Regions from separate parts of the Homo sapiens genome. Here region 1 is linked to region 2. Evidence: chromatin loops called from intact Hi-C (ENCODE). Cell type or tissue: HepG2. All regions are shown on one strand. Links, peaks and the distances in the headings refer to the core of each region. The heading gives the core; the rest is flanking DNA.

Region 1 (16,533 bases), core at 7,402-9,901, 470 kb before region 2:
GTTGCAGTGAGCTGAGATCATGCCATTGTACTCCAGGCTGGGCAACAAGAGTGAAACTCTGTCTCAAAAAAAAAAAAAGAAAAAGAGTTCTCTTGGGAGGCTGAGGCGGGTCGACAGATCTCAAGGCCATCCTGGCCAACATGGTGAAACCCCGTATCTACCAAAAATACAAAAATTAGCTGGACATGGTGGCGCACACCTGTAGTCCCAGCTACTTGGAAGGCTGAGGCAGGAGAATTGTGTGAACCCGGTGCGGGGGCGGTTGCAGTGAGCCAAGATCACGCCACTGCCCTCCAGCCTGGTGACAGAGCAAGACTCTGTCTCAAAAAAAAAAAAAGTTCTCAAGGATTTAAGCTTTTTCATTTTTTAAGTGCTATTTATAAGAAGGTGTTTGTTATTGGAGGGTGGTTTTGAGCCCAATCTCTATAACAGATACTATATTATGATAATTTGTGTTAAATTGGGGACTCAAAATGGACCAACTATTAATCAAGAAATGTAAATGGGATAGGGTAAAACAAGTATGTTTCGGCATTTTTGTATAGACATACTGAGAAATGCATCTTGCTTGAGTTTCTCCTGCAGTTTCTGCTTTTCAAACCTCTTGAAGTAGGAATAGATGGGAAGGAAAAAATGACTAGAGGAAAACAGAATGGGAGAGATGTGGGAAGAACAGTGAGGATAATGATATTGCGTCATGTTTCCCACTGGGGATGTTGTGGGATACCAAGTTTTAGAGATGTCTTGAGTTTCTGGTTTTATTTTTGTTTTTAATGTAGAAACCATTAGTTACAGCTATTAAGCTCTGTGTGTGTGTATGTTATGTGTATGTTTATATTCACCAACTTTGATGGGTTGACAGTAATGAGGTTTTTATACTTTGCATGCTTCCAGGTCCTGGCAAAACTGGCCTGTGGACTAAACAAGCCCAACCGCCAAACCCTGGTTTCACATGGGTCAGTCCCACAGCTCTTCAGCCAAATGCCCATTCGCAAAATGTAAGTATTCAGGCAGCATGTTAAATTTCACTTCTATCCATGTGTAGAAACTCTCTGGTTGTAGTTTCTTGTGTTACTAATTAAGGACTGGAGCCAGGGGAAATACATACCAGGCAGTTAGAAGGAAAACAACACAGAACATTTTGAAACACACGCTGAGACTTTTATTTTTATTTATTTATTTATTTTTTGAGACAGAGTTTCACTCTTGTTGCCCACGCTAGAGTGCAATGGCACGGTGTCAGCTCCCTGCAACCTCCACCTCCCAGGTTCAAGCAATTCTCCTGTCTCAGGCTCCTGAGTAGCTGGAATTACAGGCGCCCACCACCACGCCTGGCTAATTTTTGTAATTTTAGTAGAGACAGGGTTTCACCATGTTGGCCAGGCAAATCTCAAACTCTTGACCTCAGGTGATTTGCCCTCCTCAGCCTCCCAAAGTGTTGGGATTACAGGCGTGAGCCACTGCGTCCAGCCACGCTGAGACTTTTATTGAACCTTCAATTCTGGGTTATCTGTGGCAGATACTTAATCCTGAATTAAAAAAAAATGAGCCAGGTGTGGTGGCTCACACCTATAGTCCCAGCACTTTTGGTAGGCCAGGGTGGGTGGATCGCTTGAGCCCAGGAGGTCAAAACCAGTCTAAGCAACATAGTGAGACCCCATCTCTATAAAAAATAAATAAATAGGCCGGGTGCGGTGGCTCACGCCTGTAATCCCAGCACTTTGGGAGGCGAGGCAGGTGGATCACCTGAAGTCAGGAGTTCGAGACCAGCCTGGCCAACATGGTGAAACCCTGTCTCTACTAAAAATACAAAAATTAGCTGAGCGTGGTGGCGGGTGCCTGTAATCCTAGCTACTCGGGAGGCTGAGGCAGGAGAATCACTTGAACCCAAGAGGCGGAGGTTGCAGTGAGCCAAAATGGCGCCCTTGCACTCTAGCCTGGGTGACAAGAGCAAGACTCCGTCTTAAAAATATATAAAAAATAAATAAATAAACCAAGTTTTAGCTAAATGTTTAACTTCCCGCTAGACTTTTTTATTTAAGTCTGTTATTAAGTAACAAATAGGAATTTTACTTCTTTTCTTTCCTCTAATAGCATATCAAGGTGTTCAGGGCTGCTGAATTTCAGCTCTCAAAGTAGGCATTAGAGAAGAAGCCAAGTCAAATGAACAGGTTGTGCCTACCAGTTGTGTGGCCTTGACAAGGACTTATAATATTGTAGAAAGGACAAGGTAAAAAGCAATAGTAAAAGTGCTGTCATAAGACTGCATAATTGATAAATGAATTGTGCAGTAGAACAAACTTCACAAAAGAAGGGAGTATTTGGAGATGGATTTATAAAAAGGCATGGGATTTTGTTTTGAGATTTGGCAAAATTTGGAGAGTCAGACAAAAACAGCAAAGCAGTACTGATTTGGAGAACTTTTTAGCACAAAGAAGGGAAAGTATGAGATATTTTCAGTGAACTGGGACCTAAAGTAGTTTAGCTGCACCATATTGAGGAGGATAATGGAAATAGACTGAAAAGATGGTTTAAAGACAGATTACAGGGAGCCTCAAAGGCTGGGCTAAAGAATTTTGACTTTTTTTTTTTTGAGACAAGTCTTGCTCTGTTGCCCAGGCTGGAGTGCAGTGGCGCGATATTGGCTCACTGTAGCCTCCACCTCCTGGGTTCAAGCGATTCTCCTGCCTCAGCCTGCCCAGTAGCTGGGACCACAGCTGCATGCCACTACGCCCGACTAATTTTTGTATTTTTAGGAGAGATGAGGTTTTACTATTTTGGCCAGGCTGGTCTCAAACTCCTGGCCTCCAATGATCTGCCTGCCTTGGCCTCCCAAAGTGCTGGGATTACAGGCATGAACCACTGTGCCCAGCTGACTGTTTATATTTAGGTTATGTATTCCTTTTTTTTTTTTTTTTTTTTTTTGAAACAGAGTCTTGCTCTGTCTCCCAGGCTGGAGTGCAGTGGCACAATTAAGAGCTCACTGCAGCCTTAACCTCCTGGGCTCCAGCAATCCTCCTGCCTCAGCCTCCCAAGTAGCTGGGAGCACAGGCACATGCCACCATGCCCAGTTAATTTGCTGGAGTACAGTGGCACAATCTCGGCTCACTGTAACCTCTGCCTCCTGGGCTCAAGTGATCCTCCCACCTCAGCCTCCCAAGTAGCTGGGACTACAGCTACATACTACCACACCTGACTAATTTTTTTGTATTTTTTTTGTTGAGACAGGGTTTCGCCATGTTGTTCAGACTGTTCTCAAACTCCTGGGCTCAGGTGATCCACTCGCTTCTGCCTCCCAAGTGCTAGGACTACAGGAGTGAGCCACTGCACCTGGCCTTAATTTTTTTTTGTAGAGTTAGGGTCTTACTTTGTTGTCCAGGCTGGTCTCAAACTCCTGGACTCAAGCAATCTTCCCGCCTTGGCCTCCCAAAGTGGGATCATAGGTGTGAGCCATTGTGCCTGGCCAGATTATATATTCTTAAGTAAAGTTTTAGCCATGGAAGGGATTTATTTTGTGTTTGGGATTTTAATCCCCAAACAGGACAGCAGGCGTTGTACAATTGAACGTTTTATATACAGTTTACTTGATAGTTAATCAAGGACTTTAACCTTTTGGTTATGTTATTTTTAATCTTCTTCTCAAATTCTAACTCCCAGAGTAACTGAATTCCCAGAATATATGCTCTCATTTGTCCTGAACCTTTTGGAGAGCTGTTTACAAAGTAGAATGTCTTACGTTTGCTGCTAATTAGATAGTTATGATGTGACCTATCAATTCTTTGTCTCCTTTGTTATCAGCCGTAGTCTTGGAGGAAAGCTAGGGGCCTCTGTCATTGAGATCCTAGGGATAGAATACATGGGTGAACTGACCCAGTTCACTGAATCCCAGCTCCAGAGTCATTTTGGGGAGAAGAATGGGTAAGTGATTCATTTTTTTTAAAATCATAACCTTTATGGAGATGCTATATTCAAATATAGACAAAACCATCTAGTAAAATCCAGACCTATCTTTAGGTTAACATTTGTTTCTTGAGATTATTTCACTGGTTCTTCTTGCTTCAATATCTTGGGTCACTATGGCCCATCAGTCTAGAGTAGTTTTTTCCATGTACCTAGGTGGTTGATAGATAAGATTTGTTACTTTGATGCCTGAGTATATACTAATTACATCATTCATGCATGCTGAGATGCTATATTCTCTTAAAATCCTTGTGTTTAATGCCCTAGCAAGCACACACACATTTTGGGATATGAATCAGTGGCTTGCTTGGCATTTTTCCAAAAATACAAATGATGACTTGGCTTTAGAAGACAAAACCAGTGTTCTCATTGTCCATATATTGCACTGGAATTCACTGAGAAGGGCAGGGGTTTCGTCAGAGGTCCGGTACACTAAATTTTGGACAAGGTTTTCCTTTTTCATGAAAAAGATAAAAGGGCAATATAATATAGTTATTTGGTTTTGTTTTAACAAGAATAATCATTTAATTTCACCTTAACGTTTTTTGCTGGTCTTATTAGGTCTTGGCTATATGCCATGTGCCGAGGGATTGAACATGATCCAGTTAAACCCAGGCAACTACCCAAAACCATTGGCTGTAGTAAGAACTTCCCAGGAAAAACAGCTCTTGCTACTCGGGAACAGGTAAGCTGGCATTCTTGACAGAACACTACCTCTTTTAAAGGGGTCAGTGGGTAGGTTTTGGTAGCTGTGGAAGGTTTAATAGGTTAGAGGAGACCTTTATAAAGTATGAAGAAAACAGATGTTCTGTCCTTGGGTTGAAAATTGACTAGTTTATGATTATTACTTTTTTCTCTTTCGTCTATCGAAATAAAATGGAATTTCTCATTTGTTTAGTAGATGGAGACTTGGAAAGCCTAGGATATTATGCTTCAAGTTTGGGTCTTGTCTTTTTCTCAGAGCTGGAACATGCTTGAAAGTCACCTGATGGCAAACAAGCAGGAAAAGAAAATGAAAGGCTTGAGCTAGGGCAGGACAGAAGGACTGGGAACATTTCTATGATCTGGTGATCCTTTGATTATGGGGAGTCTTTGGTGCACAATTCTGTTTGGGAGAAAAAAAAGAACAAATAACACCATCTAGTTCTTAATAGACTTCGAGTGTTTAAATGAAAGATTAAAGTCTCAATACTTTTTTAGGTACAATGGTGGCTGTTGCAATTAGCCCAGGAACTAGAGGAGAGACTGACTAAAGACCGAAATGATGTAAGATTTTCTTTCTTTATTCCTGGGGTGGGCTTTGCAATTTACATATCAGCTGCTCTTTACCTTATGGAGCAGGAACAAAGACAGAAAAAAGTATTAGCATAGGAAATATCCGTTTTCTTTCTTTTTTTTTTTTTTTTTTTTTTTTGAGACATGGTCTCACTCTGTCTCCCAGGCTGAGTACACTGGCACAATCATGGCTCACTGCAACCTCTACCTCTTAGGCTCAAGCTCTCCTCCCAACTCAGCCTCCTGAGTAGCTGGGACTACAGGTGCATGCCACTACAACTGGCTAAATTTTTTTATTTTTTGTAGAGACAGGGTCTTGCTAGGTTGCTCAGGCTGGTCTTGAACTCCAGCCAAGGAAATTTTAAGAAATCTTTTTAAATTTTTTAATTTTTTAATTTTTTTTTGAGACATAGAGTTTTCCCTCTTGCTGCCCAGGCTGGAGTGCAGTGGCATGATCTTGGCTCACTGCAACCTCCGCCTCTGGGTTCAAGTGATTCTCCTGCCTCACCTTCCCAAGTAGCTAGGATTACAGGCACATACCACCACACCCGGCTAATTTTTTGTTTTGTATTTTCAGTAGAGACGGGGTTCTACCATATTGGCCAGGCTGGTCTTGAATGCCTCACCTCAGGTGATCCGCCCACCTCAGCCTCCCAAAGTGTTGGGATTACAGACATAAGCCACCACGCCCAGCCAGTAGTGGCAGTTTTAAGCACATTTTATTGTGTATATTTGATGTTTACAACATGATGCTATGGGATACATATAGTAAAATGGTTACTATAGTGTAGCAAATTAACGTATCTATCATTTCACATACTTTTTTGTAAAAAAAAAAAAAAGTAGTTAAAATCTACTTAAAATCTCTAATAGAATTTTATTAACTATAGTCCTCACTTGTACATTAGCTCAATAGACTTGTTCACCCTACGTGTCTGCTACTTTATATCCTTTTACTTACATCTCCCCATTTCCTCCTCCCCTCCCCCATCCCAGGTAACCACTGTTTTATTCTCTATCTCTGTATATTTGACTTAAAAAAAAAATTCTGAGCATTGTACATTTTTCTTTCTAATGTTAAAGACATCTGATGATTAGTTTCTCTCCTTTTTTTTTTTGAGACTGAGTTTCGCTCTATCGCCCAGGCTGGAGTGCAGTGGAGCAATCTTGGCTCACTGCAACCTCCACCTCCCAAATTCAAGCGATTCTCCTGTCTCAGCCTCCCGAGTAACCGGGATTACAGGTACCTGCCACCATACCCAGCTAATTTTTTTATTTTTAGTAGAGACGGGGTTTTACCTTGTTGGCTGGGCTGATCTCGAACTCCTGACCTCAGGCGATCTGCCCATCTTGGCCTCCCAAAGTGCTGGGATTACAGGCATGAGCCACCGCACCCGGCAGTTTCTCTCTCCTTTTTAAATAGCTTTATTGACATATACTTTACATACCACAAAATTCACCCATTTAAAATAATTCAGTGGTTTTAGTATATTGCAGAGTTCTACAACTATTCTACAATTTTAGAGCATTTTTATCACCCCCCAAAAGAAATCCTGTGCCCATTACCAGTCACTCCCCATTTCTCTCCCAGCTACTCCCCAGCCCTAGGCAACCACTACACTGCTTAACTGTTCTGGACATTTCATATAAATGTGGTCTTTTGTGAAAATATGTGGTCTTTTGTGACTGGCTTGAAGTCTTTCACTTAATATGTTTTCAGGTTCAGCCGTATTGTAGCATGTATTAGTACTTAGTCATTTTTTGTTTGTTTTGTTTTTGTTTTTTGAGACGGAGTCTCGCTCTGTCACCAGGCCAGAGTGCAGTAGTGCAGTCTCGGCTCACTGCAACATCCGCCTCTCCAGTTCAAGTGATTCTGCTGCCTTAGCCTCCCGAGTAGCTGGGATTATAGGCACGCGCCACCACGCCCAGCTAATTTTTGTATTTTTAGTAGAGATAGGGTTTCACCATGTTGGCCAGGGTGGTCTCAATCTCATGACCTTGTGATCTTCCTGCCTCAGCATCCAAAAGTGCTGGGATTACAGGCGTGAGCCACTGCGCCCGGCCAGGACTGACACCTTTTTATGGCTGAATAATATTCTATTGTATTAATATATACCATATTTTGCTTATCTACTTATTAGTGAATGGACATTTGAGTATATTTCCACTTTTGGCTATTATGAATAATGTTGATATGAACATTCATCTACAAGTTTTTGTGTAGACACCTGTTTTCTTTCCAGCATATACCTTGGAGTATAATTTCTGGGTCATATGTTAACTCTATGTTTAGCATTTTGAGGAATCGCCAGACTGTTTTCCACAGTGGCTACACCATTTCACATCCTTACCATCAATGTAAGAGGGTTCCAATTTTTCCACATCCTTGTTACTGACTTTTTAAATTTTAGCCATTCTAGTGGGTGTGAAATGGTATCTCATTATGGTTTGGCTTACATTCTCTGATAATCTTTTCATGTGCTTGTTGGACATTTGTATATCTTTGGGGAAATGTTTGTTGAAATCCTGTTCCTGGGCCGGGCGTGGTGGCTCAAATTTTTGGAGGCCGAGGTGGGCAGATCACCTGAGGTCAGGAGTTCGAGGGTAGCCTGGCCAACATGGCGAAACCCTGTCTCTACTAAAAATACAAAAATTAGCTGGGCGTGGTGGCGGGCACCTGTAATCCCAGCTACGCAGGAGGCTGAGGCAAGAGAATCGCTTGAACCTGGAGGTGGAGGTTGCAGTGAGCCGAGATTGCGCCATTGCACTCCAGCATGAGCAACAAGAGCAAAGCTCCACCTCAAAAATAAAAAAGAAAAAACAAAAATCCTCTCCCCTTTTTTAAATTGGGTTGTCTCTTTATTATTGAGTTTTAACATGTCCCTTGTCAGATACGTGATTTGCAAATATTTTCTCCCATTCTGTGGGTTTTCTTCTCACTTTCCTAATGGTATTGTTTGATGCATCCTCTTCTTTTGAAATGTCTTGGAGTTCTACAAGTCAACTGTACATGTCAAGAATAGTCCAAAACTGCTCGTTGCTCCTTTTTAGCTGGAATGGGTGGTAAATGTTTGTTCCTTTGGTAGGCATCATAAAGAGGGATTTGATCCAGTTGCGTTATCGCCCTTTTCCGCTTTTGCCCACTAGGTGGCACTTGTTTCTCATCTCTCTCTAAGTCCCTGGGGCCTTTCTTTCCACTTTTTTTTCCTAAGAGACAGGGTCTTGGCTGTCATCCGTGCTGGAGCACAGTAATACAACCTTAGCTCACTGCAGCCTTGTAGCCTCAACCTCCTGGGCTCAAGTAATCCTCCTGCCTTAGCCTCCCACAGTGCTGGGAGTACAGGCATGAGCCACTGTGCCTAGCCTTTTCTTCCCTCTTTGTATCCAGTGGGGATCCCTGAAAATCTATCTTTTAAGCTTCAAAGGACTTTATGCCAAAAATAATTCAGGACATAGCAGATCCTATCACTTCACTGTTTAAAACATTCCAGTGGTTTCCCTTCACACTTAAGGCATATTAAGGAATTTTTTAAAAGTAATTCTATAAAGCCAAATATAATCTAATTTCTTGCTACTTCTCTGACCCCATCTCTTATCTTCCCCTCACTTATTCTAGTCTCCACTTCACTGGCCTCCTTCCCTTTATCTAACACACTAAGTAAGCTCTTACTTTAGCACTTCCCGTTTCTTTGCCCTGGAGACTCTTTGTTCATATATTCTTAATATTTGCTTCCTTGATTTATTCAAATCTCTGTGCATGTATTACATTCTCCAGGAGGTCCTCCCTAGTTACCCTATCACAGCAGCAGCCTCCATCACTCTCTGCCTTATTCTGCTTTTCTTCATAGCACTCATCTCTGTGGTCATTTCTGTTACATGTCTATTTTTTATTATCTATAGTTCCTACTACAACATAGGATCCATGAGGACCTGGACTTTATTTTGTTCTCTCCTGCATCTCTAGGCACTGTCTAGGCATGCAGTTATAGTTGAATAATTTTGGTCAACAAGGACTCCTTTATAATTGCTAATTTGTATTCCCTCAAGATATATAAATCCATACAAATGTATTTTTTATCCAAAAAGTAGTTCCTGCTCTTAGCTTGTTTGCCTTAGGGATACTTCTTCTCACTAGCATCTTTTGATAGGGGTCCCTTATGTAGAATTTTCACCTTCTTATATTTCTGCCTCTTGACCATTATGTCTCAGTTTGCTGAGATTACAGCATTCAGATGCTTCAGACTTCACTGAAAAGTGAGTCATGATCTTGCTCTCTCAAGGCAGGCTCACTATATGGTATCTTCTCTAGATAAGCTGTAAAAAGGTGTTGGTAGAAACTTCTGGAATTGGTGGCGAATGTTTGTTTACCATAAGAGCCCCAGGGCAGAAAAAAAGATATGACTTGAAGCCTAGTTCCACTTTGCTTTCAGACAATTACTTACCTGAAACCTTCCTTCAGTCACAAAATAGTATCTAGTATTGTAGATATTTGTTATAATTGTCCTGCTTAGACACCATGAAAAACATTTAGGGGAGTCCCATTTTCATTTGTGCTGTCCTGTTCCCATCATCTGTCAAAACATCCTAGGATACTCCGATGTTCCATAATCCAAATTATGTCTTCTTCAGTTACTTTTTACACCCAGAAATAGCATTAACACTTTTTTGTGGAACCATGTAATCAGATTTCTATTCAGAAAATGCATTCTGTTGCATATATATAGATTCTTTTTTTTTTTTTTTTTTTTTTTGAGACAGAGTCTTGCTCTGTCATCCAGGCTGGAGTGCAGTGGCACCATCTTGGCTCACTGCAACCTCTGCCTCCCAGGTTCAAGCAATTCTCCTGTCTCAGCCTCCCGAGTAGCTGGGATTACAGGTGCCTGCCACCACGACTGGCTAGTTTTTTTGTATTTTTCAGTAGAGATGGGATTTCGCCATGTTTGCCAGGCTAGTCTCGAACTCCTGACTTCAGGTGATCCACCTGTCTCAGCCTCCCAAGGTGCTGGGATTACAGGCGTGAGCCACCATGCCTGGCCTCTTTCTCTTTTTTATATTTTATCTTTACTCTTTGCAGAACTCAGTTTACCTTTATTCTTGACTTTTAAACTACTGTTTCCAAACCATTGTCACCCTGGTTCTTTTAATTTCCTCTCCTGCAGTTCAGTACCTAGAATTCAGATGCTCCTCATAACTTTATTTCTGGTCTCCATCCTTTCCACCCACAGAATGACAGGGTAGCCACCCAGCTGGTTGTGAGCATTCGTGTACAAGGAGACAAACGCCTCAGCAGCCTGCGCCGCTGCTGTGCCCTTACCCGCTATGATGCTCACAAGATGAGCCATGATGCATTTACTGTCATCAAGAACTGTAATACTTCTGGAATCCAGACAGAATGGTGAGTTCTTTTCTAGCTCATCTTCTCAGAATAGATGATGATTCTTAGCTCTGTCTTAGCTCTACAAGACATAATTTTTATCATAAAGTTCCTCATTGTGTCTAATCACTCAAATTTTCACATGAGCTGAATTTCAGAAGATGAAATATGCTTTTATGTACAGATTAGTCCTTCAATGAGGTAAAGGGTAAATGTCATTTTAAAGTTATTATTAAAGTATCGGCCGGGCGCAGTGGCTCACGCCTGTAATCCCAGCACTTTGGGAGGCCAAGGTGGGTGAATCACCTGAGGTCTGTCTCAGTTCTACAAGTAGTAGGAATCTCTGTCTTAGCTCTACAAGTAGTAGGAATCTGAGCTCTTCCATCTGGGATAGACTCTGACTCAGACTACCAGTACCTGTTACTCTGGGAGAAAATACAGTACCAACCTCAGAAACAAGACAGCTCAGCACAGATCCTTTGCCGACAGCTGATACATTCCAGTTCCCAGGAGGTTAGACCCTTACTCTGTATTGGCTTGGTCAGGGAAATGACCAGTTGCACTTGGAGAACAGAGCTCAAATTTCAAGGATACATTTGGGAACTTCAAACTACTTGATTGTTCTATCTTAAAAGCATATTTCTTGATTATAAAGGTGACCTGTGTTCACTGATATTCTCTATCTGACATCCCAACTCAGTTACAAGCTCCACTGGTATTATACCAAATGTCATATTCATTAGTAAACTTCACTTCTGTTGGTCATGAAATATAAGCCTCTTTTTGGAGCATCTTCATTTTCTGTCCAGATATTAATGATTTTCAGGATTGGAATCCTTTAATTGCATATTTAATAAAGCCCTTACTTTTTTTAAAGTATTCCAAATTCACAATAGAAATATAATTATGAGAGAGAGGTAAGTCAGTTGCTCACTTACAGATGTATATTGAATATTATACAAAATAAAATCAAAGTTTAGTTAATCGCTTATTACTTATCTAAATATATTGGCAGTATAATTATGTGTACAGACCTATAATATGGTGGAGTCTCCTAGTCTTTGTTCATAGGGCCGGGCGCGGTGGCTCACGGCTGTAATCCCAGCACTTTCGGAGGCCGAGGCAGGCAGATCACCTGAGGTCAGGAGTTCAAGAGCACCCCAGCCAACATGGTGAAACCCTGTCTCTACTAAAAATACAAAAATTAGCCAGGCATGGTGGTGGATGCCTATAATCCCAGCTACTTGGGAGGCTGAGGCAGGAGAATTGCTTGAACCTGGGAGGTGGAGGTTGCGGTGAGCCGAGATTGCGCCATTGCACTCCAGCCTGGGCAACAAGAGCGAAATTCCGTCTCCAACAACAACAACAACAAATAAATAAATAAATAAATAAAGTCTTTGTTCTGAGAATAATTTACTTAATACTTCCTGATATATTTATTTTCAAATATTGAAGTTTTACAAAACCAAATAACAACCGTGGTACTAATGTACACATGAAACCTTATTTGAAAAGTTATAAATTGACAAACTATAACAAATACTACTCACCAACGGTGTGAAACTCCGTGATGCACAGGGAAGCATCAAAATTATCTGATTATAAGACTGTCCCAAAGCATGAAACCTGAGGATATTGGGATACTTTTTTTTTTTTTTTTTGAGACGGAATCTCGCTCTTGTTGTCTAGGCTGGAGTGCAGTGACGCAATCTCGGCTCACTGCAACCTCTGCCTCCCGGGTTCAAGCGATTCTCCTGCCTCAGCCTCCTGAGTAGCTGGGATTACAGGTGCCCGCCACCACGCCCGGCTAAATTTTGTACTTTTAGTAGAGACAGGGTTTCTCCATGTTGGCCAGGCTGGTCTCAAATTCCTGACCTCAGGTGTTTCACCCACCTCGGCCTCCCAAAGTGCTGGGATTACAGGCGTGAGCCACTGCACCCGGCCAATAGTGTAATAATAACTTTAAAATGACATTTACCCTTTACCTCATTGAAGGACTAATCTGTACATAAAAGCATATTTCATCTTCTGAAATTCAGCTTATGTGAAAATTTGAGTGATTAGACACAATGAGGAACTTTATGACAAAAATTTCTGATTTTTTTTTTTTTTTTTTTGAGAGGGAGTCTGGCTCTGTCACCCAGGCTGGAGTGCAGTGGCGCAATCTCCGCTCACTGCAACCTCTGCCTCCCGGGTTCAAGCAATTCTTCTGCCTCAGCCTCCCAAGTAGCTGGGTTACAGGCGTGTGTCACCACACCCAGCTAATTTTTGTATTTTAGTAGAGATGGGGTTTCACCATGTTGGTCAGGCTGGTCTCATACTCCTGACCTCATGACCCACCCGCCTTAGCCTCCCAAAGTGCTGGGATTACAGGTGTGAGCCACCGCTCCCGGCTATCACAAGAATTTCTTAAAATGTTTCTGAAATTGGGACTAGTAACGAAAAGCAGTTGTGGAATTTCATTCTCTAGAAATTCCAGAGTGGTAAGTCAGTCAGGGTTAGGTAGTGCCCTGTTTAAAAACAGGATAATGGCTAAGAGGATTTTTTCAAGTCTTTCTAGTCTAAATATTCTAAAGCTTTTTGTTGTCCTGAATAAAATTTCTTGCCCCAACCCTGAATTACAGCAGCTTTCCAGTGGTACCTTATAAAAAACAATAATCTCTAGCTGTCGGGAGGTGAGTGGTTGCTAAATTAGTGGTTCTCAAGACATAACATCAGCATCACCTAGGAAATTAAATTCTCTGTCATCCCAGGTCTGTTAATCTCTGATACACATTAACGTTTGAGAACCACTGCAGTAAAGAATAATTTCTGTGGCAGAACCAGAATGCTAGTCATCTATGGATTAAATCTGTCCTATGGTGAAATAAAACAGATACAATTCATGGAATTAGCAATAGGTCACTATTTTAATCTTCTAAATTGCTAATCATCTTATTTCTTTACTTTCTGTATAGGTCTCCTCCTCTCACAATGCTTTTCCTCTGTGCTACAAAATTTTCTGCCTCTGCCCCTTCATCTTCTACAGACATCACCAGCTTCTTGAGCAGTGACCCAAGTTCTCTGCCAAAGGTGCCAGTTACCAGCTCAGAAGCTAAGACCCAGGGAAGTGGCCCAGCGGTGACAGCCACTAAGAAAGCAACCACGTCTCTGGAATCATTCTTCCAAAAAGCTGCAGAAAGGCAGAAAGTTAAAGAAGCTTCGCTTTCATCTCTTACTGCTCCCACTCAGGCTCCCATGAGCAATTCACCATCCAAGCCCTCATTACCTTTTCAAACCAGTCAAAGTACAGGAACTGAGCCCTTCTTTAAGCAGAAAAGTCTGCTTCTAAAGCAGAAACAGCTTAATAATTCTTCAGTTTCTTCCCCCCAACAAAACCCATGGTCCAACTGTAAAGCATTACCAAACTCTTTACCAACAGAGTATCCAGGGTGTGTCCCTGTTTGTGAAGGGGTGTCGAAGCTAGAAGAATCCTCTAAAGCAACTCCTGCAGAGATGGATTTGGCCCACAACAGCCAAAGCATGCACGCCTCTTCAGCTTCCAAATCTGTGCTGGAGGTGACTCAGAAAGCAACCCCAAATCCAAGTCTTCTAGCTGCTGAGGACCAAGTGCCCTGTGAGAAGTGTGGCTCCCTGGTACCGGTATGGGATATGCCAGAACACATGGACTATCATTTTGCATTGGAGTTGCAGAAATCCTTTTTGCAGCCCCACTCTTCAAACCCCCAGGTTGTTTCTGCCGTATCTCATCAAGGCAAAAGAAATCCCAAGAGCCCTTTGGCCTGCACTAATAAACGCCCCAGGCCTGAGGGCATGCAAACATTGGAATCATTTTTTAAGCCATTAACACATTAGTGCTGCCCTCAGGCTTGCCTGTAGGATTTAATATTTTTTATCTTTACAGATCTTTATCTTTAATATTTTATCTTTACAGATTTCCCTGAGAAAGGGAATTATGAAATTTTTAATACAAAAAATAATCCATTTAGGTGCTGAGTTACGGTCCCATCTCTTCACAGGCATGGATTCTAATCCCACTGCTGACAGAGATGTAAAAATTCATCCTACCAGAGTTTTTAATCTTTAGCATTTAGGGAGGCAGTGTCATAAAGTAAAAAGTGTGTGGGCCTTGGAGTCTAAGAGACGTGGTTGCAAACTTAGCTCTGGTTATTGCAATGAGGGCCTTGAACAAGTCATTTTCTTCACATTCTCATCTGTAAAATGGAGATAATACCTTACAGATTATTGCAGATTAATAACAATGTATTCAAATTATGTAACTCGGCCGGGTACAATGGCTCACGCCTGTAATCCTAACACTTTGGGAGGCCGAGGCAGACAGATCACCTGAGGTCAGGAGTTTGAGACCAGCCTGGCCAACATGGCAAAACCATCTCTACTAAAAATAGAAAAATTAGCCAGGCACGTTCCAGGCACCTGTGATCCCAGCTACTTAGAGGCTGAGGCAGAAGAATTGCTTTAACCTTGGAGGCGGAGGTTGCATTGAGCTGAGATCATGCTAGTGCGCTCCAGCCTGGGCAACAGAGCGAGACTTCATCTCAGAAAATAAAAAATAGGGGCCAGGCACAGTGGCTCATACCTGTAATGCCAGCACTTTGGGAGGCCAAGGCGGGCAGATCACGAGGTCAGGAGTTTCAGACCAATATGGTGAAACCCCATCTCTACTAAAATTACAAAAAAAATTATCCAGGCGTGGTGGTGCACGCCTGTAATCCCAGCTACTCAGGAGGCTAAGGCAGGAGAATCACTTGAACCCAGGAGGCAGAGGTTGGAGTGAGCTGAGATCGCGCCACCGCACTCCAGCCTGGGCAACAGAGCGAGACTCCATCTCAAACAAAAACAAGAACAAAAACAAACATAAAGTTGGCACAGAAAAGGGACCAAGTTTAAAAAAGGGTTTTAAATGTAATGAGACTTGCATAGTTAAAAAAAAAAAAGGGATTATTTTTATTTTTATTTTTTATTTTTGAGACGGAGTCTCCCTCTGTCGTCAGGCTAGAATGCAGTGGTGCGTTCTCAGCTCACCGCAACCTCCGTCTCCTGGGTTCAAGCAATTCTCCTGCCTCAGCCTCCCAAGTAGCTGGGACTACAGGCACGTGCTACCACACTCAGCTAATTTTTGTATTTTTAATAGAGATGAGGTTTCACCATGTTGGCCAGGATGGTCTCGATTGCTTGACCTCATGATCCGCCTGCCTCGACCTCCCAAAGTTGCTGGGATTACAGATGTTAGCCACCGATCCTGGCCCCCCCAAAAAAAGGATTTTAAGAAAAACTTCTCTTGGCCGGGCGCAGTGGCTCACGCCTGCAATCCCAGCACTTTGGGAGGCCGAGGCGGGCGGATCACAAGGTCAGGAGATCGAGACCACGGTGAAACCCCGTCTCTACTAAAAAATACAAAAAAAAATTAGCCGGGTGCGGTGGCAGGCGCCTGTAGTCCCAGCTACTCGGGAGGCTGAGGCAGGAGAATGGTGTGAACCCGGGAGGCGGAGCTTGCAGTGAGCCGAGAGCGCGCCACTGCACTCCAGCCTGGGTGACAGAGCGAGACTCCGTCTCAAAAAAAAAAAAAAAAGAAAAACTTCTCTTTAGGCTGGGTGCGGTTCCTCATGCCTATAATCCCAGCATTTAGGGAGGCTGAGGTGAGTGGATTGCAGGAGCTCAGGAGTTCGAGACCAGCCTGGGCAAGGTGGCAAAACCCCGTCTCTACTAAAAAAAATTAGCTGGGCTTGGTGGCAGGCGCCTGTAATCCCAGGTACTCGGGAGACTGAGGCAGGAGAATTGCTTGAACCTGGAAGGTGGAGGTTGCAGTGAGTTGAGATCACACCAATGCACTCCAGCCAGGGTGAGAGTGAGAGACTGTCTCAAAAAAAAAAAAAACAAAAGAAAAACTTCTCTCTAGCTCT
Region 2 (16,533 bases), core at 7,179-9,678:
AAACTCATCGGTCATCTATGTTAAAAATATTTTTTCCAGACGGTTGTCTTTAGAATTCAGGATATTACATTAAAAACACATTTTTTTTTCAGAGATGGAGTCTCACTGTGGTGCCCAGGCTGGCCTCAAATTCCTGGGCTCAAGTTATCCTCCCACCTCAGCCTCCCAAGGAGCTGGGACTACAGGCATGTAACACAACACCCTACGTCATATTTTAATACAGCCAATTTTAAAAAATTCTTTCCCTTTGTGACTCCTAGGTTTTGTGTCAAACTTTCCCCAATCCAAGAACATACACTTTTAGACTTTCAGATGTTTTCTTCTAGTAATTTTATGGTTTCCTTTTTACATTTAAATCTTCACTCCATCGGGATTTATTTCAGAATAAGAGATGAAGTGGGGAGCTGGATTTCTTTTTTTTCCCCCTTAACAGCTAACCAGTTGTCCAATTTGATTGAATAATTCATCTTTTCTCCTCTGATCTAAAATGTCATTTTATCATATATTTAATTTCCATTTGTTCACGGGTGTGTGTCTGGCCTCTACTCTGCTCCTTTGATCTGCCTGTCTGTTCTTGTGCCAGTACCCAACTATTTTATTATTGGAGCTTTCTACAACATTTTAGTAGCACTAGTCGTCCCTTATAATACTTCTTTTTCAGGATTTTCCAAGCTCTTTTTGCATGTTTATTTCTCCAGATGAACTTTAATATAATTTGTCAAGTTCAAAAGATCTCGTTGTTTTTCACATCTTCCAACAGATGTGATTTTCGGACATCTCAGCCCACAGCCAAACAGAAACAAGTTGAGAATAGGGTGGGTTTGGTGGTCTGCCCTGGAGGCAGGCAAAGTGATGGTAACAGAAGTGATAGTTTATACGGAGAGAGTTGATGAAGTGATAAAGTACTATAAAAGTAGACACAAGAACTACGAAAATGTAGCCTTCATGGAATGAGCCGTTGGTGTGGGGCCAAAAAAGGCCTTGGATTTTCACTGTATTACAACCAGGATACTGATGGACCCTTGTAACCACAACCCTGAGTCATGAAGACTCACATGTTCTGTAACCTCTGATTAAAAGCCCGGAAAGCGTGTAATATCCACTAGTGATTCCTATCCAAAATATCTCTTTTTAAGGTTTCAGATATTAATGTCTGGAAAACTAGTATGAAATGGTTCATTCTTGGATGGTGACATAAACATGACATGTTACTGGCCTCTTTACAGTTTTCTCAAAGCCCACCTTCAAATTCCAAGGAGCTGCCAGCTCCGGGATTTGAATTCACTCTATCCATGGAAACAAAGCTGAGGGAAATGTCCCCAGACTTTCAGCCAGTTCAAACACAATAATAAAAAAAGGTTTACCTCATACATGCCTCCAACATATGAGGCATGTTATAGGCAGATTATATTTTAATCCTCAACAGCCCCGCTGGGTGAATGCTGTACTCCCATTACACAGAAAACTGAGGCTCAGAGGGGTCAAACAACTGGGGCCAGTTTAAGTTAGTACGTGACAAAGAGCTCTCAGCTACCTCCACCTGCACATTCCACAGACCAGTCCCCTTCAGTTCACTCCCACAGGGAGGTTCAAAACACCACCGACCCTATTCAGACATCCCTTTGCAAGGCCCTGTCACCTGTCTTGCCCAATGCCCACCTAGCCAGGAGAGCCAGGATGCACAGTGAGGAAGGTGGAATGAGGTGCCAACGTAGCCCATCCAGGGAAGGAAGACAGCCCCCCCCCCCCGGCCACCCACTTGCCAGTGGCCCAGGTGGCAGGCCAGCCACTTGCCAATCCCCTTCCTGATCAGGGATTCAGGAAGTGAAGAGAGTGCCCCTGGAAGTCAGGAGACACCTCCAAGATGAAGGCCCTGCCTGCCATAGCCTGACACAGCCTCCCTGTACTCCCTGGGTTGTCCCAGGACGCAGACTCTGTGCTTACCATACCACACCTTTGTCAGTGGTGTGGGCAGGGCCCAGCAGAGTCCTGGACACCCCAGGGAGTAGGAGCTGTGCAGGTAACATAGGAGGGGGTGAAAGGGAAATGAACTCCCTTGGGAGTTCCCCATCCCAGAGGAAATAAAAGTCAAAGCACTCCTTTGTTTTTTCTTCCCAAGCCCTTATAAGGGGCTTTATGGGGCTTGCCTAGGTTTGAGGTGCAGCAGAGGCAGGCGGGTGAGGGCCTCCAGGCTGAGAGATCCTGGGGCAAAAGTGAAACTATATGGTCATGAACACGGGCATGTTCTGAACTCTGTGAAACCCTAGCCCAGGACCTGGCTGACTGTACAATCCGTCACCCGGCACACCGTAACAGAAGACCCTACTACGCGCAGAGGACAGTACTATTGGGGTGGCAACTGAAAAGGGTCCTGGCTGGAGGCGGGGTTTGCTGGAGGGGTAACAGAGCGTGCGCGGAGTGGAGAGGGTACGGAGGCTCACCGCCCAGCATCCCCAACCCCGGCGCTCAGAAGAGCAGCGCGCTCCGGAGCTCGGCGCGCGCGATCAAAGCCGGCGCCGCACGCGCACGCGCGCCCGCAGCCGCTCCCCCGCCCGCGCCGCTCCGGCTCCCGCGCGCGCGCACTTGAGGCCTCCCTTGTGCGTCTCCTCCATTCGCTACGTGCAGAATGGTCCGTCGGCAGCAGCTGCAGCGCTGGGTGGGAGGGGGAGGAGGAGGGGAGGGGGAGGCGGCGCCCAGGTCTCGGGGAGGGGCCGCGGCGGCCCTGGAGATAGAGGGGTGGGGGCGAAGGGGTGGGCCCCCGCAGCGGGGAGGACAGAGGGAGAGTCCGGGTGGGCTCGATGCTCAGCCTTCCCCCTCCCCCGCTCCCGCTTCTTTCTGCGAGGCCATTACGGCCATCTCCCGGCCTGAGCCTCCTGGAACCAAGCCGACCAAGAGGGGTTTCCTCCGTGTTGTCTCGTCCCCAAAACCCAGAATCCAGACCCAAGAAAGAACCACTCCTGCTGACCCCTCCTCCCGCTACCCGTCCCAACCGCATTCCCAAGCTTTCGTGGAGGTGACCCAACAGCAAGCACTTCCCCACTCCGCCTTTCATGGGGTGGGGTCCCTAAGAGGTACTGCAGACTAACTCCTCTTTTCATCTCTTACCCCACCTGGAGGAAGAGGCATGGCCAGGATGGACACCAGAGCACATTTCCCAGCATTTCCAAGGGGAAAGGGCAGCATCTCAGCATGCAGACTCCAACATGGCCACAGAAAGGTCGAGTGGCGCAGAGGAGCAGGCTGCTGCCCAGGCCCCTAGGGCCACTTCCAAAGGAGTGTGACCACGACTAGGTTGCTGTGGACTCACTCGCATTACAGGGCTGCGCCCTATACACCTGTTTGTAAAGGGTCCTCCTAGAATGTAATGGTGAGGGACCACCAAGCGGTGGACCAAGAATTCCAAACAGACCAGCTCCCTGCCTTGCCAGGAAACCAGATGTGGCCCAGATGTCCATAGCAGTTCCTCCCACAGGGTGGGACACCAGCTATTCTGTGCAACCCCTCCCAACCCTTCTTCCAGGGTCAGGGAGGAAAGCTGGCAACCTCCGTTGTCCCTTCCCATTTGGGTTGCTAGAAGGGAGCAACTCACTCATCCTCCTCTTCCTGCCAAGAGCCACCTGGGCTTACCTCTCCAGCAGCCACCTAGGTTCAACCTGTGGTCTAACCTCAAGCCCTCTGCTGACAGGTTAAGTCAAGATCGCCGGGAAGGAAGGCGTCCAGTTTCATTACACACACAGACGTACACACACACCCGACACCGACCCACGCGCCTGGGCTCTGCACAGTGGCTAGACCCCAAAAAGCCGATTCTCCTGTTCCCTCCGTGGTGGCCTCAGTCTTTTGGCGGCGCCCTCTGCTGGCCACTAGGAAGTGCAGGAAAAAACAGTCTGCCCATAGACGCTTGGTGGATCTGGGAAAGGGGACAAGAGGCAGAGAAACAAGTGAAAAGTGGGAGCTGAGAGCAGCGCTGGGCTGGCCACAAACAAGCGAGGCATGGTGACGCCTTCCTGGAGGTGGGGAGTTTTGAGCCAGCTTTCCATGGGCCTAGGGAGACAAGCCGAGCTGGCAGATAGGGGCTCAGGACACCCCAGGAGTGGCCCTTCCTGTGTGCTGAGCCCTACCCCTGTCCTGGATGGCTCATACACCCACTAACTCATATGGCTGCTGTGCCCTGCTTGGGAGTCCTTCCTGTCAGCCTCTATTGGGGTGGTGGGTGGGGAGGAGCAGCCATGGAAACCCTGATCCTTCTAGTCATAGTCTGGCTCCCTGGGGCTGTGAGAGGTGTCCCCAAAGAGAAGCCTCCAATTGACAAACCTCTGCTCCACCCCACCCCACATACACAGAGGATGGCCCAAGCCCAGGTCCCTGGCATGGTGGGGCAGGGGCCTGAGTCACAGCCTGGCGTGACCCTGCCCAGTCCCCAGGAATGGCCAGCTCGTCCAGAGGTGAGACCCAGGTCAACAATCCATCAGTCTGCCTCCTGCCACCAGGTATCCTCCCCATCACGTCCTACACGTGGGGTGGGCCAGGACAGTGCTGGGCAGAGCTAGTGTTGGGCCTGTGCCTGGGGGCCACCAAGGGGGCCCGGAGAAAAGAATGGAGGGGTTTTCACTTCCTGAGCAGCAGGAGGAGCCAGCTGGGGTTAAAGACAGGAGGGACTGGTTGGGCCTACAGGCATTTGGAGTCTCTCCCTGCCTGCTGGGTGAGGGAGGCAGCAGGTGCCAAGAACTGCTAGCTTCTAGGACCTGACCCTCAAGTTGCTTCTCCTGCTGAGGGGCTTCTAGGGTCACCCTCAGGGCCTTGACATCTGCACACATCTGCACAGGCCCTTCACCAGGGACTTAACCTCCAAAGGCAGCTCCTGCTCCCAGCCTTCACAGGCCCCCCTAGGGCCCAAGTCCCCAGACCCAACCTCAGTCTGCAAGCTGGCCAAGTCAGAGGTCCTGGCTGCCTGGACCACTCCCAAGCAGTAAATGGCACTGTGGGCTTCCTCCATCCTGTCTTCCCCGCCCCACTTCATTGATTCACTGACTTCCAACTTACTGGTCAGGCCCCCTTCCAGACCCTGCCTGGATGAAGAGGACTCCCAGAAGCAGTGATTGAAGGCCTAGGAGGATACAGAGAGCCAGGTGCTTTAATTGGAGGTAATTAGTTAATTTACTCTGAAAGCAATGGGGCAGGGCGGGGACAGGGGGAGGAGAGGGGAGGGGAGGAGGTAGGGGGCTGTGACCTAACTGGGCTCAAACTCTCAAACTCTGGTCAGCCTCCTTCTGGACCACAGCAAACCTGTGTGTACCCACCCACTTAGGAGACCCTCTCCTGGGCCCCAGGTCAGAGCAAGACCCAAAGTGGACTAGGGTGGCTCTGCAGAAAAAGCAGGTGCCCTGGGGTGGTGGGAACAGGCCTTTTGAGGTTAGGGAGGTGTGGACTGGCATGAGGGAATTGGAGAGGTGCAAGGAGCTCTGGGATGGGAACTGGTCCCTCTCCTGTCACGTATAATTCCATCCCTCCCAAGGTCATTGCTGTCACCCAAGTTAGGGGCCCAGCCCCCTCCTTTGGTCAGTGAAGTCCCAGGGCAGCCCATTTTAAATACAACGGGGCCTGAAGGCTAACTTCTGGCCTTCCTGCTTCGGGAAATCATTCCAATAACCGGGAAAAAAGGGGGCCCGAGGACAGAGCCCCTGCCGGGCCCCAGGGGGAGTGTCGTCGGCTCCTTTGCGTCGCCGGCCGGCGGCGTGGCGGGGACTCTGGCCGGCAGCCTCCCGCGCCGTCCGGAGCAGCTGACCCGCTGGCGGTGGGCCAGGTCGCGGCGGGGCCTGGAGGCAGCAACGTGCGGCGCGGCATGTCGCGGGCGCCGCGGCAGGGAAATGTGGGGGCGGGCCGGCGCGCCCCCTCCCCCCCGCCTACGCTGGCCCATTCATAAAACCTGCAGGCGCTGCCCGGCCTGGCAGCCTTGGTCTCCTAATTGCAAACTCATTAAGGAGTTTGCATCTCATTTGCATGGAAATCATTTCCTGGCCCTAAACAGAGAAACTTCCCGCCCCTCCACCAGCCCCTCTCTGCCCTGCTTTACCCATGCACAGTCTGGGAGAGGAGAGGGGGCATATCTCTGACCTGCGCCCCTTCCCTGGCCTCACCACCACCCTCCCACTTTAGGAGTTGGGGAAGGGATTGGCAGAACACCCACCCAGCCAGGAGCCCTGCCTGTGCCCCAGGTGAGCCGGCCCTGCCCTAGTGGGTCCAACTGAGGGGAGGTGCCTGCCAAGTCATTTGCCCCCCGGCCTGGCCGTGCCCAGGGAAGGGAGGAGGCGGTCGGCAGTTGGCCCCAGCAGCTGGTTGTACCTGGCAGGAGGTGGGTGAGGCTTTTCGTGCCCAGCCTCACGTACGTGCCCTGCCATAGGCCGTGCCCCCACCCCCACACCCCTCACCCCACAGAACAAGCGCCTAGTGACTGCAGAAACAGACACCCAGTCATGGCACACAAAGGCACCCACACCAGGCCAGCCATCATGGCTGCCCCCCTGGCAGCCACCCTGGAGGGCAGACAGATGCCTTCACAAGCCATTTTGTCTTTCTCCAGCTTGGTGCCAGGACTGGGGGTGGGGGAAAGGGTTTCTCCTGAGACTTCTCTGAGTAAGGGGGCCCACAGAGGGGTTTCCTTATGTACCCCAGCTGTGGCCTCTTGCCCCCTCTCTCCTGTAACCCATGTTTACAGAGGCCTCCAAGTGCTCTACCCTGCATGGGGACCTGCCCAGGCGAGGGGGTCACAGGAGCCTCCAACCCAGGAGGGGAAGTGAGAGATAAAGCCCCTAAGGAAGGGACACCTAAGTGCCTCCCCAACCAGGGTCTGTCCTTCGTGTCCCAAGTGTGTGTAGTGGAGGGAGTGCTCCCCAGTTTCCTGGGGGTTGAGGTGGGGCGGTATTCTAAACCTTTGGAAATGGAATAGAACTACCTAAAGTATATGAAATTAGATACTACTTGGGACACTATGTCTTGGTTCTGTATGTCCTGGGACAGTGTAAAAAGTGATCACAAAATTTTCAACATCACAGTCTAAAATAAAAACCTGCCTCTTGTCTGCCTCCTCAGACATAAACCTGCTTACGCTTCCCATCTGCCCACACTCCCACCTGCTGTATCTGAAGTTTCTCCCTTCCTTTGCTAGGGCATAAAGGGGTGGGCAAGGATGTTCTGGAACACTGACCACACATCCGTCCTGAGTATGGCTGGACTGACCCTACCCTCCCAGCTCCTGGAGCAGTTGGGTTCCAAGTGCCATATGTGTGCGTGGTTCAGGGGTACTGGAAGAAAGTTTTAGAATGCCTATTTATTTTTCATCGAATCCTTTTTTCATTTAGTGTGAGTGTGTTTTACAAGGTAAACTATATAAAAACATACTCATCTGACGGGTGCGTACTCAACAATCTTTTTTATTGCTAAGGGCACATGATCAAAAAAACTTCGGAGGTCACTGGCCTAGACTTCAGGTGGGGCAGCTGTGGGCAGGGGATGGCTTGTCTTGTCCATCTAAGTATCCAGCCTGACACATGACTAGTTCAGAGCCTGGCAGGGAGCAGAGGTCAGGGACACAGTATTGAATGAATGAAGTCCACCCCTAGAACTGACAGATGAGGAAACTGAAATAATTCTGGGGCGGGGAGATTGCTCAGAGGAGGACATGGGCAGGTTGAGAGAGTCTCCCCTCATTGCTGCTATGTCTGCAGCCTGCCCGTGTCCAACACCCAGCACCCACACAAACCTTACTTCTACCCACCCCAGGGAGCACAGCTCCCTCCTCTGCCTACCAGCAGAGTGGCCACCTGTCTTGAGCTTCTTACTGGATCCTGATTAGCAGAGCCAGACAGGGTTGTCACCTGCCATATCCCTCTACGTGGCAGAAAGTCTGTTGCCAGCTTTGTATCCTAGAACTCTCTGGAAGTCAATCTGGTGTAGGAGAAAGAATTTAGGCTCCAGACAGGCGTCAGTCCTCATCCAGCTTGGTGACCTTGGGCACAACACATAACTGGTATAAGCCTCAGTTTCCCAATCTGTATCTTGGGACCAATATTTGTACTTACTGTACAGAGTTGTTGTGAATGTTGAGTAGCCCACTGTGTGTGTAGGCTCTGGCATATACTAGGTGTTCAGTAAGATTCCTGTCCCTCTGTGTGCAGCAGGTGCCCCATGAAGAATCTGTTGAATTGTGATTTGACATCAGCATGGGAAGGAGAATTCCGAAGGCAGACAAATGAGCCTTTGCTCCCTCCTCTGCCTGCTGGCACGGTGCCCACCAGTCTGAGTTCTGTCCTGCACCTTCCTGCAGAAATGAAGCAGCCACTCTGGCAGCCTTGGGTCCCCTCCAGGCTCATCCACTCTGTGGTGGGGTGTCCTCCTCCTTTTCTCCCTTACAGCTCCTTTCCCTTTTTCTGTGCTGCCTTCACTTCAAGCATGAGCTGAGGGTGACTCCTGGTGGCCATTCATATAACTGCAGAATCCTGACCATTGTCACCGCCACCTGGAAGTGCATGAAGTCGAGTGTGCAAGGAAGCCATTCTTCACACTTTCCCTACACCTCCCAACTCCCTGTCAGGGCCCTGGGGAGCCTCAGGGGTGGCCACTCCCCGGGGACTCCACCCTCCGAAGTTCCACCTCTAAGGGCTTCACTTGCCTGATGGGTGGGGACGATCAAGGAGGCCTCTGCCCAGATCCTGCAGCACCAGGCCTGCCCCAGGCAAAAAGCAGGACAGTGGCTACTCTTCCCTCAAGTGCCACTGAACACTTTGCAGGCATCATTTTGTCCAATTCTTATCACTGGAGCCCATTATCACAAAGAAGAAACCAAGGTTAAGCAACTTGCCAAGGGTCACACAGCTCCTCAGTGCCCAAATGGTGAAATGAATACAGGTGACACTCAGTGGGACACCAGACCAGCCCCTGGGGGACAGAAGAGGCCTATAGGAAGGAGCCTGCCATGGGGTTAGAAGCCTCAGATTCTGACCCGACCTTGCCCCAACTAGTGGGGTGGCCTCCATCAAGGGCCTCTGCTCACTGAGCCTCAGCCTCCTCGATGGCATCATGGGGCGGAGGACAGAGCAGGATTCTCAGATTGGCTGTACATGGGAATCACTGGGAGGATTTTTCAAATACCCATGTTTGCCCAGCCCTGACTAAGGAAATCAAAATTGGTAGGGGTTGGCTAAGACAAAGGTAATTTTAAGAAAATATTTCTAGGTGATTCTATAGGCAGCCAGGGTTGAGAATGGGTCCTCTAGGAGTTCCCCATCTTCAGACTTCCCAGCCCTCTAGAGGTCAGCTCCCCAGGGCTCCCCTCTGTCCTAAGGGCTCTCCAGATAAACTTTTTTTTTTTTTTGAGACGGAGTCTCGCTCTGTTGCCCAGGCTGGAGTGCAGTAGCGCAATCTCAGCTCACTGCAAGCTCCGCCTCCCGGGTTCACGCCATTCTCCTCCCTCAGCCTCCTGAGTAGCTGAGACTACAGGTGCCTGCCACCACACGTGGCTAATTTTTTTTGTTTTTTTTTAGTAGAGGCGGGGTCTCACCGTGTTAGCCAGGATGGTCTCAATCTCTTGACCTCATGATCCGCCTGCCTCAGCCTTCCAAAGTGCTGGGATTACAGGCGTGAGCCACCGCACCCGGCCCAGAGAAACTATCTTAGCTTGTCTACCCAGACCCACAAGAAGCTGCCTCCCAACCACCCAAGGGGACACAGGCCCATCAACCCTTTCCAGAGGGGGCACAGTAGGCTTGAGACTCTTGAGTCTCTGACCCCCAGCCTGGCCTCTGGGGTGGGGGGAGAGAAAGTCATAGGGAGCTTAACCTCAACAGGATGAAGGCGCCATAATTAGGGTCAGGCGGTTGGCTCAGCCTGCGGAAATCCCCAGCTTAGTAGGGATGGGGAGTGGCACTGCAGCCTGCGGGAGGGTTCAGGGCAGAAGTGAGGGGGCAGGGGGAGCCCAGGCACATGGAAACCCAGGACCTAGGCCCCAATTGCATCCTGAGAGGGCCCACTGGGGGCTTCTCAACACAGTTCACTCCCTCCCTGGGGTTGCTGAACCCCAGGGAGGGAGGGAAAGGCTGACCAGCCCCCCAACCCCAGAGACCCTACTGCTCCCTCAGGCTGGGGTGCATCAGGATCATCCCCCTACCCCAGCCTTTGTCAGGAGGAGGAGGGCACCGGTGGGAAAAGGCTACGTGAGTGTTCCCAGGGCGACCCAGGCTTTTCTCCTGACTGTAATCCTCAGGCCTTGAGAGAGGGATCGCTTTCCACTGTGGAATGTAACAAAGGGGACAAAATGGGGCAGGGGAGGGGGGCAGAAGCCAGGGAGGGAAGCTTGCAGGGTGGTACTTTTAGCCCCCAAAAGGCCCTCCAGGAGGCAGCTGCACAGAGAGAACCCCCCTGCCCCCATGACTCCCTGAGCCTGTCATCCAGCTCACCCCAGGGCACAGGGTCTCATCCTGGGTTGTCCAGGTGTCCCCCCGCAGACTCCTGCCATGAATCCCAGTGCAGGGGGATTTGGATGATCACCTTTGCCAGCCACTCATTTTGCAGGGGAGGAAATATTCCAAGAGATGAAAACTAGCCAAGACCACGCAGCACCAGAACCACTCCCAGAAGCCCCGGCTTCCCCAGAGACTGCTTCAGTGAGCCGGCAAAAACTGAAGCCTGCAGCCTCAGGAGTTCCCACACACACCTAGGCCAGAATCCCTCTGCCCCGCAGCAGGACACCCCTCCCTCTTGCCCTCCAGGGTCATGGGCTAGACATGGCAAGGTAAGCAGAAGGCAGATGCATACTAGTCCACACAAGCTTGTGACGGCTGGGACTAGGGGCCAACCTAGTGGCTCCCACGTTGAGAATCAACGCCAATTCCAGGAAGCCTTCCCGGCTAACCCCCAAAAAGCTGGCAATACTTCCCTCCCACAACACAGCCTTGGCTCTCGAAGGCTGTCCTCTCCCCCAGCCTCACTCTGACTCATCATGTAGGTCCCGCATGGGCCTCAGTTCTCCTGGCCATGGGCTCTCCCCATACCTTAACCTGGGAACCGTTGTGGGCAGGACCATGTGGGACAAAAAGGTCCTGTGCCCAACCCAGCACCAATCACAGGGAGGCCTGGGGATAAGCAGGGGCTCTTGGAAAGGGGGCAGAACTCAGCTCAAGTCACAGAACCTGGGAAGGACCTTCAGTGGAAAGCCGCTTCAAATGTCATCTGGGATGAGCATGGTGGCTCACACCTGTCGTCTCAACACTTTGGTGAAACTGAGGCTGGAGGATTGCTCAAGGCCAGGAGTCGAAGACCAGCCTGGGCAACATAGCAAAACCTTGTCTCTCTGTGTATTTTTTTAATATTAAAAAAAAAAAATTTAAGGTCATCTGGTCCAGTCCCTCGTGCCTCCCAGTTGGGAGGCACTGAACTTCTCAACACTGCAGAAACAGGCATCTCTTCATATATTTAGTCATTCAGTCATCCATCCAATGAACCTTGCCCAACTATCTTCTACATCTCCGCAGCCCAGGCAACCCAATCCATTCTCAAGGCACAGACTAAATCCTTACCAAATAGAGTCAAGGGTCCATCCATTTCCTCTCCTGGGCCTAACATGGTGCTAAGTGGAAGTAAAAGGTGCTGATCAGCAACGGCCACCCACTTTTATGTTGCACGGTGGCATTCTCACCTGGCTTGCACATCACCAGGTGATGTTCATTTCAGACTCAGCCACCATTCCAGACAGGTTGTCCCTCACTGGCAGATGGGAAGCTGAGGCTGAGCAGGTGAAATGGTCTTGCAGCTGGAAGAAAGGTAGGGCCAGGACTTGGCCCAGGCAGCTAAGCTCCCAGCCCCAGATTCATTTTACACACCCACTCCCAGCCCTCCACCAGCTTGGGTTTCATGTGGAAACAGGATTTCCCCCGGGGGAATGAAAATTTGATTTTGGCCCCTAATTATAAAAATAATAACAGTGAAGATGGATCAGAGGCCTGCTGGTCTCAGTGCTGTGCTGATTTTGCTAAATGCACAGGTGTCAAGTGTTGCCCACAGAACCCCCCACCCCTCCTCGGGGCCAGGCTCACAATGCCCTTGGCTGGCACAGCTGCACATGCAGACACACACGCACGCACACACATGCATGCATGAGTCCCTGCACGTCCCAGGAGATGTGTCCCACCCCCTTCATTCCCCTCTGATAACCCAGCAGCTTCCAGCAGGACAGACACGTACCCTTCAGGCTGGCCATGTCAGGCACGTGCCAGACCAGCTGCCAGGGCCCAGAACCTCAGGCCTGCTGGGCTCTAGAAGGTGACTTTCTCCATAGCTGACCCTGTTCAACCTCAGGAAGGATGATAACTCTCCGGGATGTGAGGGATGTGAGACCCCACCCAAACCCTCTGCGGAGTCAGTGTCCATGCAAGGTAGGGTTTAATGAGAAGCCTCAGGGAGCCCCCCAGCTTCCTGTGGGCACCCAGCCCCTGCTGGAGTCCTGGGGAGAGTGGGCATACTCTGAGGAGATGCAGAGAAACAAGCAGAGGCTGAGGTGGGGCCAGCAGGGCTCCAGCAGGAAAGGGGGTGAATCTGGGAAGGGTAGAGGTAATAGAGATGCATGGAGAGGGCTTGGCCGAGGAGTGCTAACTGGGTAGTTGGAATTTAAGAAAGAGAAGACCCGTGTGACCTGGGAAGAGATTAGGAAATGGGCTCTAGAGCAGGCAGCACTGGGTTTGGATCCTGGCCCTGCCACTTATAAGCCGGGTGACGTTGGGCAGGTGGCTTACCCTCTCTGAGCCCCTCCATGTCATCTGCAAAATGGGCATACTAATAGCACCCAGCTCACAGATTGTGAGAAGAAAACGAGGTCCTCGGTGTAAAATGCTAAGCGTTGTGTCCGGCACACAGAGCCTGCTCAATTCACGGTAGCTGTTCTTTGGAAAGTACAGAGGCTCTGAGAGAAAACCCTGAGAAGTGAGCCACAGCCTACCCTGTGGGCTGTTAGAAAGGGGGTCCACATGGGTGAGAGGCAGCAGAGGGGCTGGGGCCAGGGACCAGGGCAGCCTCTGTCCTTGTCACTCTTGTCTTTGAAGGGTATGACAGGGTGAAGAGGTAAAGACAGCCACTGCTGCCCTGCTGGGGTCTTTCCAGGGAAATTGTGAGGGTCCTGGGGAGCTTTTCTCCACCCCATGCCTGCATCATTCAGATGAGGGGGCCAAGGGCCACAGAGAAGAGACTTGCCCACGGTAACTCAGAGAGTGAGGATAGAGGTAGGCCTGCTAAGCCCTAGTCAACTTCCTTTTCCCTGCCCCTGCTCAGAAAGAGAAGCCAGGGGCCAAAGACCTAGAAACCACATTCCCTGGGAATAGAGATGCAAGACTCTGCTCCTGTTCCCATCCAAGGCTTTGACTAAGACCTTGCTGAGGCCTGGAGAACTCGCGTGCTTCCTCTAAAGCCCAGACCGAAGACACCTCCTCTGGAAAGCCTACGCTGACCGGTGATGGCTGTCCTGCCAGATGGCCAAGCTGCATTCTGCCAGGACAGGCTCATACCCTTCGGGCTGGCCATGTCGGGACGTGCCAGACCAGCTGCCAGGGCCTGGGGCCTCTTTTGAGGCTTTGACTTGGCCCCCACCCTGGTTCGTGGACCTGTTATTTCCCCATGCTGAGCTTCAAGGTTCTGAGGCCAGAGACAGGGTCCTAGTCAAGTTTGAGGCCTCAGATCCAACACCATGACCCAGCCCAGTGCTTTTGTGCGTGGAATGAAGGAATCCTGACCATGCTGGGCTGAGACCTGCCAGGGCAAGGGCCCCAGGAGTAGGCACAGGGCCCTGGGGCATAGCCATCCTGCCCTGGCCTATCCCTGCCCCATGCCTGAGCCCTATGCTAAGAGCAAGTTCCTGTTGCAAGCTGTACCCTGTCCCAGACACGTGGCATTTACCAAAAGGGCAGAGACAGTGAGAAGGGCCTCCCCTGTGCCATCCACTCACAAAGGGGCTGGAAAGGCCAGCAAGAAGGAGAGGAGTCATATTTCAAAGGGCTCTGAAGATGTCACAATGACGGCAATGCTCACCACCTCAAACCGCCCAAGGAGCCATATCCAGACTAGACAATATAAGAAACAGCTGCAGAGCAGCCAGAGGACAGCAACCCTACCCCAGAAATGGACATGAGAGATAAACAGACAATTAAACAATTGAGGCCAGGAGTTCGAGACCAGACTGGGCAACATAGTGAGAATCTGCCTCTTTAAAAAAATGTTAAAATTAGCTGGGCAAGGTAGGGTAGTGTGTGCCTATAGTCCTAACTACTGAGGAGACTGAGGTGGGAGGATCACTTGAGCAGAAGTTGAAGGCTACAGTGAGCTATGATCACACCATAGCACTCCAGCCTGGGTGACAGAGTGAGATCCTGTCTCAAAAAAAAAAAAAAAAAAAAGAAAAGAAAAGATGCTGAAAATCATTATACATCACTCTACCTCTAGTAGATGGGAAAAATTCGAAAGCTGGATAAAGCCCAGCATTGGTGGGGATGTGAGTGACAGCCCCATCCCCACAGGGCATGTACTAGGGGAATTTGGCAGCTCATTCATAGAGTGGGTGGACAGGAAAATGTGTGGCTGCACATCATAGGGTTCCATGTAGCAGTTGGAAGCAACAAGGCTAGATTTTATTTTGATTGATTGATTGACTGCACTCCGTCACCCAGGCTGGAGTGCAGTAGCATAATCATAGCTCACTGCAGCCTCCAACTCCTGGGCTTAAGTGATCCTCCCGCCTCAGCCTCTCAAGTAGCTGGGACTACAGTTGTACATCACCATGCCCAGCTCAAGGCTAGATTTTATACAGTGTTGACTCAATGAGATCTATAACACAATGACATTTATCAAAGTAAAAAGAAAAATACGTGCTTACAAAAGAGTAATGCCCACCTGCAGGAACCATACAAACAAAGGCATCAAAGACAGTAAAATGGGGAAACAAAAGAAGGGTGTGAGGAAGGGAGGAAAGGAATAAACACCAAACGAGAAAGGTCAGTGATGCCAGTGAGCCTGCCATGGCCTGAGTAACACTAGCCACACCCCCGGTCCACAATGAGGACCACATCTGAGGTCCACAGGGAGGAACAGTCCCCAAGGTCCTCAGCGCAGGCTCAGGTGGAGCCAGGAGCCGCTTCCATGAGGGTCAGATCTGGGCCTAACCTCAGAGCTTGCCCCTCCCCGCACCCTCCACAGCAGAGGAGGCTCTTGGCCAAAGTCAAGCTGCTGTACACGCAGGGTCGCACCCACCTTGGGCCCCTTTTATGCCCTGGAAGTGGAAGAGGACAGACCTCAAACTAGAGCAGTGATTCTGCCCTGAGCTGGGTGCCAGGAGAAAATGGGAAGCAAGTCCTCACTCTTACAAAAGTTCCTGGGAGGTCAGGCGCAGTGGCTCATGCCTGTAATCCCAGCACTTTTGGGGGCAAAGGCAAGAGGATTGCTTGAGGCCAGGAGCTCAAGACCAGCCTGGCCAGCATATTGAGACCCCCATCTCTAAAAACATTTTTTTTTTAATTAGCTGGATATGGTGGCTTGCGTCTGTAGTCTCAGTTACTCAGGAGGCTGAGGCAGGAGGTTGATTTGAGCCCAGGAGGTCCAGGCTGCAGTGAGCTATGATCACACCACTGCACTCCAGCCTGTGTGACAGAGTAAGACCCTGTCTCAACTTTTTAAAAAAAAATTCCTGGAATTCAGGTAATTTTTTTTTTCTTTAAGGAGAGTCTTTATCTTTAGACACACATTTAGAAAAATCTGTGAAATGATATAATGTTATAAATGTGCTTCAAAATCTAGGTGTGGTGGCAGGGGAGAGGGGGCAAGTAGGTGGATGAAACCAGCTTGGTGATAAATTGATAGCTGCTGAGTCTGGGAATGAGTGCGTGGGGTTCATTATACCTTATTCTCTATTTGTGCACGTGTTTCAGAGTTTCCATAATAAAAACTTCAAAAAGAAAAACTTCCCAGTAAGAAACTCTCCCATGTGAGGGGACTAGCCCCTGACCTCAGGGAACCCCACCCAGTCTGCCAGGGGACACACAACCCCTGCCCTGCATCTTCTTAGCCTGCCTCGGCTGGCCAGGGGCCGCATTGTAGGACACAGCCATGGGGGTCCTGACAAATGCTCAGCCTCGGACCTGGCCTTATCACTGAAGCCAAGGGTCAGGCACTGGAGCCACATCTGAGCAGACCTGGTTCTGGTTCCAGCTCCACCTTGCACGTAGCCTGAGGCACCTCACCTGAACCACACCTGCCTGGATCCAAGTCCTGGGTCATTATCAGTGAGAAAGTCCTCCTGCTCTTACTGTGGCTGCTCCTCTCACTGCCTCTGCCTCCACGTCTGTATGATGAGGACTGGAATCACCAGGCAAGTTTGCAAATTAAATGAGGCAATGCTCAGTGTGCACTCAGACAGAGCTGCCAGGACCAGGGGAGGGAGCTGGCCAGGGTCATACAGCCAGCTAGTGGCAAAACTGGGTTCTTCACGGGAGCAGGGCACCGTGC

Evidence for each region. Hi-C counts contacts between places; a loop is a spot of excess contacts. Peaks named below come from ENCODE experiments on the same cell type or tissue, not always from the same donor. Only the 100,000 strongest peaks of a DNase experiment are listed, where the experiment ranks them.
Region 1: it touches region 2 in a loop (22-fold over the local background); 55 of 110 quality-filtered maps call a loop at or near these places.

The regions. Positions count from the first base shown.
Region 1 is chr6:43,600,094-43,616,626 of GRCh38, forward strand. It overlaps POLH (DNA polymerase eta), which reads left to right. Exons shown (of 11, transcript NM_006502.3): 6 at 895-998; 7 at 3,799-3,918; 8 at 4,522-4,645; 9 at 5,161-5,226; 10 at 10,461-10,630; 11 at 13,567-16,533. The coding sequence ends at 14,464. Among named protein-coding and RNA genes, the nearest start is that of GTPBP2, 21 kb to the right of the region's middle. RefSeq lists a silencer at 11,868-12,093. In HepG2, for the core only: a CTCF peak has its summit at 8,381 (motif pointing right); a DNase peak (open chromatin) is centred at 8,408.
Region 2 is chr6:44,070,870-44,087,402 of GRCh38, forward strand. It overlaps SCIRT (stem cell inhibitory RNA transcript), which reads right to left and starts at 3,783. Exons shown (of 5, transcript NR_125864.1): 1 at 3,628-3,783. RefSeq lists enhancers at 2,194-2,253, 2,294-2,393, 3,414-3,673, 4,794-4,863 and silencers at 2,474-2,553, 2,644-2,903. In HepG2, for the core only: a CTCF peak has its summit at 8,465 (motif pointing left); a DNase peak (open chromatin) is centred at 8,452.